Linked DNA regions of Homo sapiens: region 2 is linked to region 1. A link is a contact called in ENCODE Hi-C or POLR2A ChIA-PET data. All regions are on one chromosome and are shown on one strand. The core of a region is the stretch at or near the end of the contact, and the rest is flanking DNA. Distances in the headings are between cores, read along the strand shown. Region 1 overlaps HIP1 (huntingtin interacting protein 1). Region 2 overlaps HIP1 (huntingtin interacting protein 1).

Region 1 (4,872 bases), core at 2,373-4,872:
GCTATTGACCCACAGCCTTCTTGTCCTTTGTCTTTCTTTGTAATTTTCTTTTATTGATTGTATCTATTTTTTAAATATATAATGCATGGGCCTGGCACGGTGGCTCACGCCTGTAATCCCAGCACTTTGGGAGGCCGAGGTGGGTGGATCATCTGAGGTCAGTAGTTTGAGACCAGCCTGGCCAACATGGCGAAACCCTGTCTCTACTGAATGTACAAAAATTAGCCGGGCATGGTGATGATGCACCTGTAATCCCAGCTACTTGGGAGGCTGAGGCAGGAGAATCGCTTGAACCCAGGAGGAAGAGGTTGCAATGAGCCGAGATCACGCCACTGCACTCCGGCCTGGGCAACAGAGGGAGACTCCATCTCAAAAAAAAATAAAATTAATTAATTAATTAATTAATAAAGCATGATTAAAAAAAAATCTACCATACAAGAGGGTGACCAGTTCATCCCACATCCCCCAGCCTCTGGTCCTTCTCTGCAGAGGCAGCCACCTCTGTGCAACTGCAAGCATATCGTCTGTGTGGGTCTGCAGTGGTATTTCGCTGAGTAACATAGATCTTGGATATTGTTTCAGTCCATACATACAGGCCTGCCCAGTTGTTTTGTTTTGTTGGTTTTTTTCACATTGCCATATAAAAGGAAGGCTTCCTAAAGCATACCACAAACCTACAAGCTATAATGGAAAAGTTGATAAATTTGACTATGGAAAGGCCAGGAGCAGTGGCTCATGCCTGTAATCCCAGCACTTTGGGAGGCCGAAGCAGGCGGATCACTTGAGTCCAGGAGTTCGAGACCAGCCTGGCCAACATAGCAAAACCCCGTCTCTACTGAAAATACAAAAATTAGCCAGGCATGGTGATGGCATGCCTGCAATCCCAGCTACTGGGGAGGCTGAGGCAGGAGAATCACTTGAATCCAGGAGGTGGAGGTTGCAGTAAGCTGAGATCACACCACTGCACTCCAGCCTGAGCGACAGAGCGAGACTGTCTCAAAAAAAAAAAAATGACTACGGAAAAATGAGAAGCTTTAGTATGAGAAAAGATACCATTAGCAAAGCCACAAGACAGGATGGCCTCCACATCCCACTGGACCTTCAACACTGCTCAGTGGCCCTTTTGTGCCCCACGTGGTTCTCTCCACAGATACTACCTCAAACCTTCCTGCCCCTCCAAGCTACAACTCCATCCCTCCTAATTTCACACAGAAAATCAAATTTATCAGATGGAAATGCCCTCTGCTTCCTGCAGCCAGACCTTTATTTTGTTTTAATTGTTCTTATTTTTTTATAGAGATAGGGTCTTGCTCTGTCACCCAGGCTGGAGTGCAGTGGCTTGATCATAGCTCACTGTAGCCTCCAACTCCTGGCCTCAAACAATCCTCCTCCCTCAACCCCCTGACTAGCTGGGACTATATGTGTGCACCTCCATGCCTTTCTAATTTTTAAATTTTTTTTGTAGAAACAGGGTCTCACTATATTCACTATATTTCCCAGGCTGGTTTCGAACACCTTGGCCTCCCAAAGAGCTAGGATTACAGGTGCGAACCACCAAACCCAGCCAACCAGACATCTCAGTGTATTTGAGCCCAAATTAGTCTCTTCTTTCCCTCTGTTGAAATGGAAAGTATCTGGACTGGGCATGATGGCTCACGCCCGTAATCCCAGCACTTTGGGAGGCCAAGGCAGGCAGATCACTTGAGGCCAGGAGTTCAAGACCAGCCTGGCCAATATGGTGAAATCCCAACCCTACTAAAAATACAAAAATTAGTCGGACGTGGTGGTGCATGCTTGTAATCCCAGCTACTCAGGAAGCTGAGGCATGAGAATTGCTTGAACCTGGGAGGCAGAGGTTGCAGTGAGCCGAGATTGTACTACTGCACTCCAGCCTGGGCAATGGAGCAATGGAGCAAGACTTTGTCTGTCCGTCTGCCTGTCTCTCTCTCTCTCTCTCTCTCCCTATACATATATATATGTATGTATACGTATACATACACATACATATATATGTATGTGTATATATGTATGTATACGTATACATACACATACATATATATGTATGTGTATATATGTGTGTATACGTATACACACACACATATGTATGTGTATATATGTATGTATATGTATACACACACATATGTATGTGTATATATGTATGTATACGTATACATACACATATGTATGTGTATATATGTATGTATACGTATACATACACACATATATATGCATGTGTATGTATACATATACATACATATATACATACATATATGTGTGTATATATGTATGTATACATATATGTGTGTATATAGTATGTGTATGTATACACACACAATATATGTATATATACATATGTATATGTGTGTATATATGTATGTACATATATGTATGTAAATATACACACATACATGTATGTATGTACACACATGTGTGTGCATATATGCATACATGTATGTATGCACATATGTGTGTATATGTGTGTGTATATACACATATATGTGTATATACACATATATGTGTATATATATACACATATATGTGTATATATATACACATATATGTGTATATATATACACATATATGTGTATATATATATACACATATATGTGTATATATATATATACACACATACATAAAATAATGGAAGGTAGCTGTTCCCCTGCTAGAGGCTGACACCTCCCTGTGTTCTGATCCCCTGTAATCTTGCCTTAGCAGGACCGTTGCTCTACTGATTAGCTGAGTCAGAAAACTAGAAGTCAAATTATCACTCACTACTCCACTCCCCTCCCACTCCCTTCCATTCCCGTCTCCTGCTGGGTTTTACCTCCTAAATACTCCCTGGCGGCTCTGTTCTCTCATCTCTTTCCTATTTTCACTGCTCATGGTCAGGACTCATCTAGTACACCCAGAACTGGCAGTACCCTCTTCACTGATCCCAGTCTCCACCCTGGCCATCCTCAGAGCTGTCCCTGCACAGAGGTCAGTGATGCATCAAAAACTCAGATCTGCTCCTGTCCCCTGGCAAACACCCTGAATTGACCATCTGCCTCCTACATCAGTCCGCCTCGCCTGCTGTAGGGGTAGGAGCAGTGCCGCCAGGATGACACACTCTGTCACCCAGGCTGGAGTGCAGTGGTGCAATCATAGCTCACTGCAGCCTTGACTGCCTAGGTTCCAGCGATCCTCCCACCTCAGCCTCCTGAGTAGCTGGGACTATAGGTGTACGCCACCCCTCCTGGTCTGGACATTATATTTGTTTAAATGATCTGTCTTTGAGTTTTCCTTCCCACTTACACTACAGACATCTGGAGAGCAAAGACGCTGTCCGGGATCTTCCTACTGGCCTGGCACACACCTGGTGCACAGCTGATTCAAAACAGAACTTGCCAAACCACCCACTGAATGTTTTCTTGGTCGTTGTACCAGAACAGATGATCATAAAGACAGTTTATGAAACGTAATTAGGATAAGTGTAAATTCTTGTAGTTACATCTGAAACTCACAGGCATGCAAATATCAGATGGGCAACTGTGGCTTGCAGCAGTTCATGTAGAAAAAAGGTGGGGATTTTCATTGAGGAAGCCTCAGCATGGGTCGCCGGTGTGGTGACGCTGCAGGAAGCAGCTCGGATCTTAGCCACCTGTGCTGGTGTCCTCTGAGAACTTGCTCTGTCCCTGTCCCCATTCTCTTTCATATCTTCAATAATTATTCCTCCTCTCAGCTTAAAAACAGGCCCTCGTGTCCTCTAACCTTTAAAAACCTCTTTCCAGGCCAGGCACCGTGGCTCACTCCAGGAGGCTGAGGAGGATGGATCATTTGAGGTCAGGAGTTCGAGACAAGACTGACCAACATGGTGAAATCCCGTCTCTACTAAAAATACAGAAATTAGCCAGGCATGGTAGTGTGTGCCTGTAATCCCAGCTTCTAGGGAAGTTGAGGCAGGAGAGTCACTTGAACCTGGGAGAGGGAGGTTGCAGTGAGCTGAGATCACGCAACTGCACTCCAGCCTGGGCGACAGAGCGAGACGCTGTCTCAAAAATAAATTAGTTAATAAAATAAAATAAATAAAAGCCTCTTTCCAGCCAGGCATGGTGGCTCACACTTGTAGTCTGAGCACTGGGGGAGTCCCAGGTAGGAGGATTGCTTGAGACCAGGAGTTTGAGACCAGCTAGGACAACATAGCAAGACCTCATCTTTACCAAATAAAATAGCTGGGCGTGGTGGTGCAGGTCTGTACTCCCAGCTACTCGGGAGGCTGGGGTGGGAGGGTTACTGGAGCCCAGGAGTTCCAGGCTGCCATGTGCTGTGATCGCACCACTGTGGTCCATCCTGGGTGACAGAACAAGAACCTGTCTCAAACAAACAAACAAACAAACAAAAATAGTGGAGACCCTCCAGTGTGAGCCTCCTCATCATCTCTGATTTCATCCCCCATGACATCGCCAGCTACGCCCCCTCCTTCCCCTCCTCCCTCCCCTCCACCTTCACCCCTTGTGGCTCACTCACGCACCCACTCTCCAGTCCACCCCTCCTCAGAGACCCTGTCCACTCATCCATCTCTCTCCCATTGCGCTTCCTCTTCACTCCGTTCCTTCTGCCTCCCACCATATGCAAATCTTCTCCATCCTTAAAAGCCTGATTGCCTCCTCTGGATTTTTCCACACTCTTGGGGAACTTCCTGTGACTCCCTGCCCTTCACCACCAGCCTTTCCCAAAGAGAAATCCCTCTCACCACCTCCCACTGCCCATCCTCCCCCAGTGGCTCCAAGGCACACATTTGGACTTAGGCCTGCGTTACTCTGCTGTAGCTGCCCCCAAGATGACATCAGGACCTAACAGCACTTGTAGCACCTTTTGCTCCCCATTCCCTGC
Region 2 (4,872 bases), core at 1,508-4,007, 98 kb after region 1:
AGTGCACTGTGAGAGGTGGCTGGACACAGTGGTTCATGCCTGTAACCCCAACTCTTTGGGAGGCTGAGGCGGGAGGATCACTTGAGGCCAAGAGTTTGACACCAGGCTGGGCAACATAGCGAGACCCCATCTCTACAGAAAAAAAATGTAAAACAAATTAGCTGGGCACGGTGGTATGCACCTGTGATCCCAGCCACTTGAGAGGCTGAGGCAGGAGGATGGCCTGAGCCTAGGAGTCCGAGGCTGCAGTGAGCTAGATTGTGCCACTGGACTTCAGTCTATGTGACAAAGTGAGACCCTGTCTCTAAAAAAAAATTTTTTTTAAATACTTGTGGGCGTGAGGTTATCTTCGGGCTGGAGTGCAATGGCAATGGCACGATCTCGGCTCACTGCAACCTCCGCCTCCTGGGTTCAAGTGATTCTCCTGCATCAGCCTCTCGAGTAGCTGAGACTACAGGCACACACCACCATGCCCAGCTAATTTTTGTATTTTTAGTAGAGATAGGGTTTCACCATGTTGGCCAGGATGGTCTCGATCTCTTGACCTTGTGATCTGCCCACCTCAGCCTCCCAAAGTGTTGGGATTACAGGCGTGAGCCACTGCACCCGACCTGAGGTTATCTTCATTCTAAGGTGATAAAGTGACAGAAAATAGCTCAGACAGAGGCAAATCTACCTATAGCTAGGGTAACTATTGGTTATCTAATAAATCCCATAGAAGCATATAGAAGAAAGAGATTTCATCCATTCATTAGTTGCCTGCTTATGCCCCAGACTTCATCCTCTTCTCTTTTCTGTCTCCCTAAGTTCTGGTCTTATAGCATTTATAGACTGATAACCCCTAAATATGCATCTCTAGCCAGACCTTACTTCTGAATGCCAGCCTCTTGTCCCCAATTTGACATCTGTATAGCATACTTAAATCTCAAACTGTACTTTAGGTTTTCTCAAAAAAAAAAAACAAAAAAAAACCTTTCTCTCTCCATTCTGTTTTTGTTTGTTTGTTTTTGTTTTTGTTTTTGAGACAGAGTCTCGCTCTGTCACCCAGGCTTGAGTGCGGTGGTGTGATCTTGGCTTACTGCAACCTCAGCCTCCCCATCTCCAGTGATTCTCCTGCCTCAGCCTCTTCAGTAGCTAGGATTACAGGCGCCCACCACCATGCCCGACTAATTTTTGTATTTTTAGTAGAGACAGGATTTCACCATGTTGGCCGGGCTGGTCTGGAACTCCTGACCTCAAGTGATCTGCCTCCCAAAGTGATGGGATTACCGGCGCGAGTCACTGTGCCCAGCCCCTCCCCATTCTTTTCTATCTCAACAAATACTGCCATCATCCATTTAGGCCAGAGATCTGGAAGTCACCATTTTCCTCATCCCCCATGTCCAATCCACTAGCAGGTTTGGTTGATACCCTACAAATATGACCTGCTTCTGAGGTGGGATGGGAGACTGGACTCTGGAGGCAGGGCTTGGGCATCGGACCAAATTAAGGACAAGTAAAACAGGGAAAGGGCGGAAGCACCTCTGCATAAGACACACCTACCAGTGTGCAGTGACAGTTTACCATTGCTATGGCAACATCCGGAAGTTAGCGCCCCTTTCCATGGCAATAACCTGACAATCTGGAATTTACCACTTTTTTTCTAGAAATTTCTGCATAATCTGCCCCTTAATTTACATATAATTAAAAGTGGGTATAAATGTAACAGCTGCTATTCTGGGCTCACTGCGTATGGAGTAGCCCTGCGCTGCAAGGAACAGGACCTCCGCTGCTGGCTGTGCACTGCCGCCTCAATAAAAGTTGCTAACACCAGCCGGGTGCAGTGGCTCATGCCTGTAATCCCAGCACTTTGGGAGGCCGAGGTGGGCAGATCACTTGAGGTCAGGAGTTCAAGACCAGCCTGGCCAACATGGTGAAACCCCGTCTCTACTAAAAAATTAGCAGGGCATGGTGGTGCACACCTGTAATCCCAGCTACTCGGGAGGCTGAGGCAGAAGAATCGCTTGAACCCAGGAGGTGGAGGTTGCAGTGAGCCAAGATCACATCACTGCACTCAGGCCTGGGCGTCAGAATGAGATTCCATCTCAAAACAAAAACAAAAACAAAAGATCTTTACTTAGGCTGGGTGCAGTGGCTCACACCTGTAATCCCAGCACTTTGGGAGGCCGAAGCAAGTGGATCGCTTGAGGTCAGGAGTTTGAGAGCAGCCTGGCTAACATGATGAAACCCTGTCTCTACTGTAAATACAAAAATTAGCCCTGTAATCCCAGCTACTCAGGAGGCTGAGGCAGGAGAATTGCTTGAACTCAGGTGGCAGAGGTTGCAATGAGCTGAGATCATGCCACTGCACTACAGCTTGGGCAACAGAGCAAGACTCCATCCAAAAAAAAAAAAAGGAAAGGAGGGGAGGGGAGGCGAAACCAGGCAAAAGGGAAGGATAATAGAGTGAGAGTTGGGAGGACAGAGGGGGCTGAGAAGGGCCTCCTGACTTAGCTGTGTAAAAGTGCACTCTCTTGTTTTTCCTGTTAATTTCCTCACCCTTGACCATAACTCCCAAATGCCAAGTTTCAGCTTCTCTGCCTGGTTCCCCAGGAGCAAGCGAAGGACAAGTGTGTGGTTGTACCCACCTCCTGGTACCCCTGTTCCATTTGAGAAGCCGAGTACATATTCTGTGATAAATGGCTTCTTTAGTCCAAGGAGACAGGCCCTGAGGCTGATTTCCTGGAATGTCAAATTCCGGTAGCTTGTGAAAGCAGTTGAGCCTGTTACTGTTGGCTCCAAACCAGCAAGATGGGGATGTGTGGTCAGGTGATTTCATTTCCTTTCATTTGCTTCTAGCTTAGAAAAACATCTCCCCTGAGTAGCCACTTTGCTGTTCCACACAGACACGGCTGCTGTCTGAGACCTCACTGTCCTTGAATTCAGGGGAAGCAGCAGTGATGTCACAGAGACAGAGACAGGCCTAAGTCTTGGGATCTGACAGGCTGTAACGAGACCCTGGGGGTTTCGTTTATTGGACTAAGCTGGAGAAAGTTCATTGTTGCAGGCCAAAGGATTTAAGGCCCATGTACCCCTTTCATCTCAGAATAGATGTAGTTAACTCCAGCTACTCAGGAGGCTGAGGTGGGAGGATCGCTTGAGCCCAGGAGGTTGAGATTGCAGCAAGCCTTGATCGTTCCACTGCACTTCAGCCTGGGTGACACAGCAAGACCTTGTCTCTAAAAAAATTAAAACAGGCCAAGCATGGTGGCTCTCACCTATAATCCCAGCACTTTGGAAGGCCAAGGTGGGTAGATGGCTTGAGCCCAGGAGTTTGAGACCAGCCTGGACAACATAGAGAGACCCCATCTTTATCAAAAACACACAAAAAATTAGCCAGGTGTGGTGGCACACACCTGTACTCCCAGCTACTTGGAGGCTGAGGTGAGAGGATCCCTTGGGCCCAGGGAGGTCAAGGCTGCAGTGAGCTATGATTTTGCCACTATACTCCAGCCTGGGCGACAGACTAAGACCCAATCTCAAAAAAATATTTACAAATAGGCAGGGCACATTGGCTCACGCCTATAACCCCAACATTTTGGGAGGCCGAGACGGGCGGATCACCTGAGGTCGGGAGTTCGAAACCAGCCTGACCAACATGGAGAAACCCCATCTCTACTAAAGATACAAAATTACCCAGGCATGATGGCACATGCTTGTAATCCCAGCAACTCAGCAGGCTGAGGCAGGAGAATCCCTTGAACCTGGAAGGTGGAGCTTGCAGTGAGCCGAGATCGCGCCATTGCACTCCAGCCTGGGCAATAAGAGCGACACTCCATCTCAAAAAATAAACAAACAAAATAAAAATGAAGAATATATAAGTCTGGATTCTCTTAGGTTTCTTGGTCTTCAGTGTTTAGATTCAAAATAGAGATTTGAGAATGAGAAAAAGATGTTGATTTTGCCAGATGTGGTGGCTCATGCCTGTAATCCCAGCACTTTGGGAGGCCAAGGCAGTAGGATTGCTTGAAGCCAGGAGTTTGAGACCAGCCTGGGCAACACAGCAAGAGCCTGTTTCTACCAAAAAATTAAAAATTAGCCAGGCATGGTGGTGCATCCCTGTAATTCTAGCTACTCAGGAGGCTGAGGCAGAAGACTGCTTGAGCCCAGGAATTCAAGGCTGCAATGAGCTCTGATTGCACCACTGCACTCTAGCCTGGGTGACAGAGCAAGACCCTGCCTCTACAAAAAGAGAGAGAGAGAGAAAAAAAATATTGGTTTCTTCATGTGCATATCCACCCAAGATTAGGACATAGTACCAAACGATTGTAATTCTCCAAGTGTTTATTGAACGGCTGCCCTGTCCCTGGCATTATGGGAAACAGCTCAGCGGAGCTCAGTCCCCACTTCCCAGGAACTTATAGTCTTAATTGTGGAGAGAACAAATAGTCCAAAAACAAAGAGAAGTAATGAAAGAAGAGAGCTACCTTTGTAGTAAAATTCCCTTCCCTTTTCCTATGGTTAGATGGCTTATCCTCAGAGAAAGTCAATTTCTTTTAATGTTACTCTAAACCAAACACTCCTCGGAAGTTAAATCTGCAAAATAACAACATGTGTTCTACAGCAATGAAGAAATTAGCTTTTTGATTATCTACTCTTCCAAAGGATTTGTAGCATGAATTACTCTTTCCTCACCAGCAGGTCACTGAGGACCAGCTTTAAATAATCCTCTGCAGCATCATAATTGAATCCCAGCACCATGGAGTTTATCTCCTTGACAGCCTGTGCCTTTGGGCTGGGGAGGGGGCAGGAAAGCCAGGTGGCTGCTCTGTCCCCTACATGGGGCTGATGAAGACACCCAGCACCCCTCAGGTCCTTCTCCACCCCTAGGTT

The links. Hi-C counts contacts between places; a loop is a spot of excess contacts on that map. ChIA-PET counts read pairs that join two places held with the same protein, here RNA polymerase II (POLR2A). Pooled maps may share reads with other maps.
Region 2: a loop to region 1 is called in a pooled map, with 2.7 times the contacts of the local background. The contact joins two enhancer-like sites. A Hi-C loop is called at or near these places in 1 of 50 pooled maps. POLR2A ChIA-PET finds 5 or more read pairs at or near these places in 3 of 52 experiments (B cell, GM12878 and HEK293).

The regions. Positions count from the first base shown.
Region 1 is chr7:75,661,686-75,666,557 of GRCh38, reverse strand. The region is part of intron 1 of HIP1 (huntingtin interacting protein 1); the gene reads left to right. Among named protein-coding and RNA genes, the nearest start is that of HIP1, 75 kb to the left of the region's middle. Within about 2 kb of position 3,622, at least 4 of the 41 ENCODE cell types and tissues checked have a DNase peak (open chromatin) inside an H3K27ac peak, as active enhancers do.
Region 2 is chr7:75,563,261-75,568,132 of GRCh38, reverse strand. HIP1 (huntingtin interacting protein 1) reads left to right here. Exons shown (of 31, transcript NM_005338.7): 10 at 4,870-4,872. Among named protein-coding and RNA genes, the nearest start is that of SPDYE5, 73 kb to the right of the region's middle. Within about 2 kb of position 2,757, at least 8 of the 41 ENCODE cell types and tissues checked have a DNase peak (open chromatin) inside an H3K27ac peak, as active enhancers do.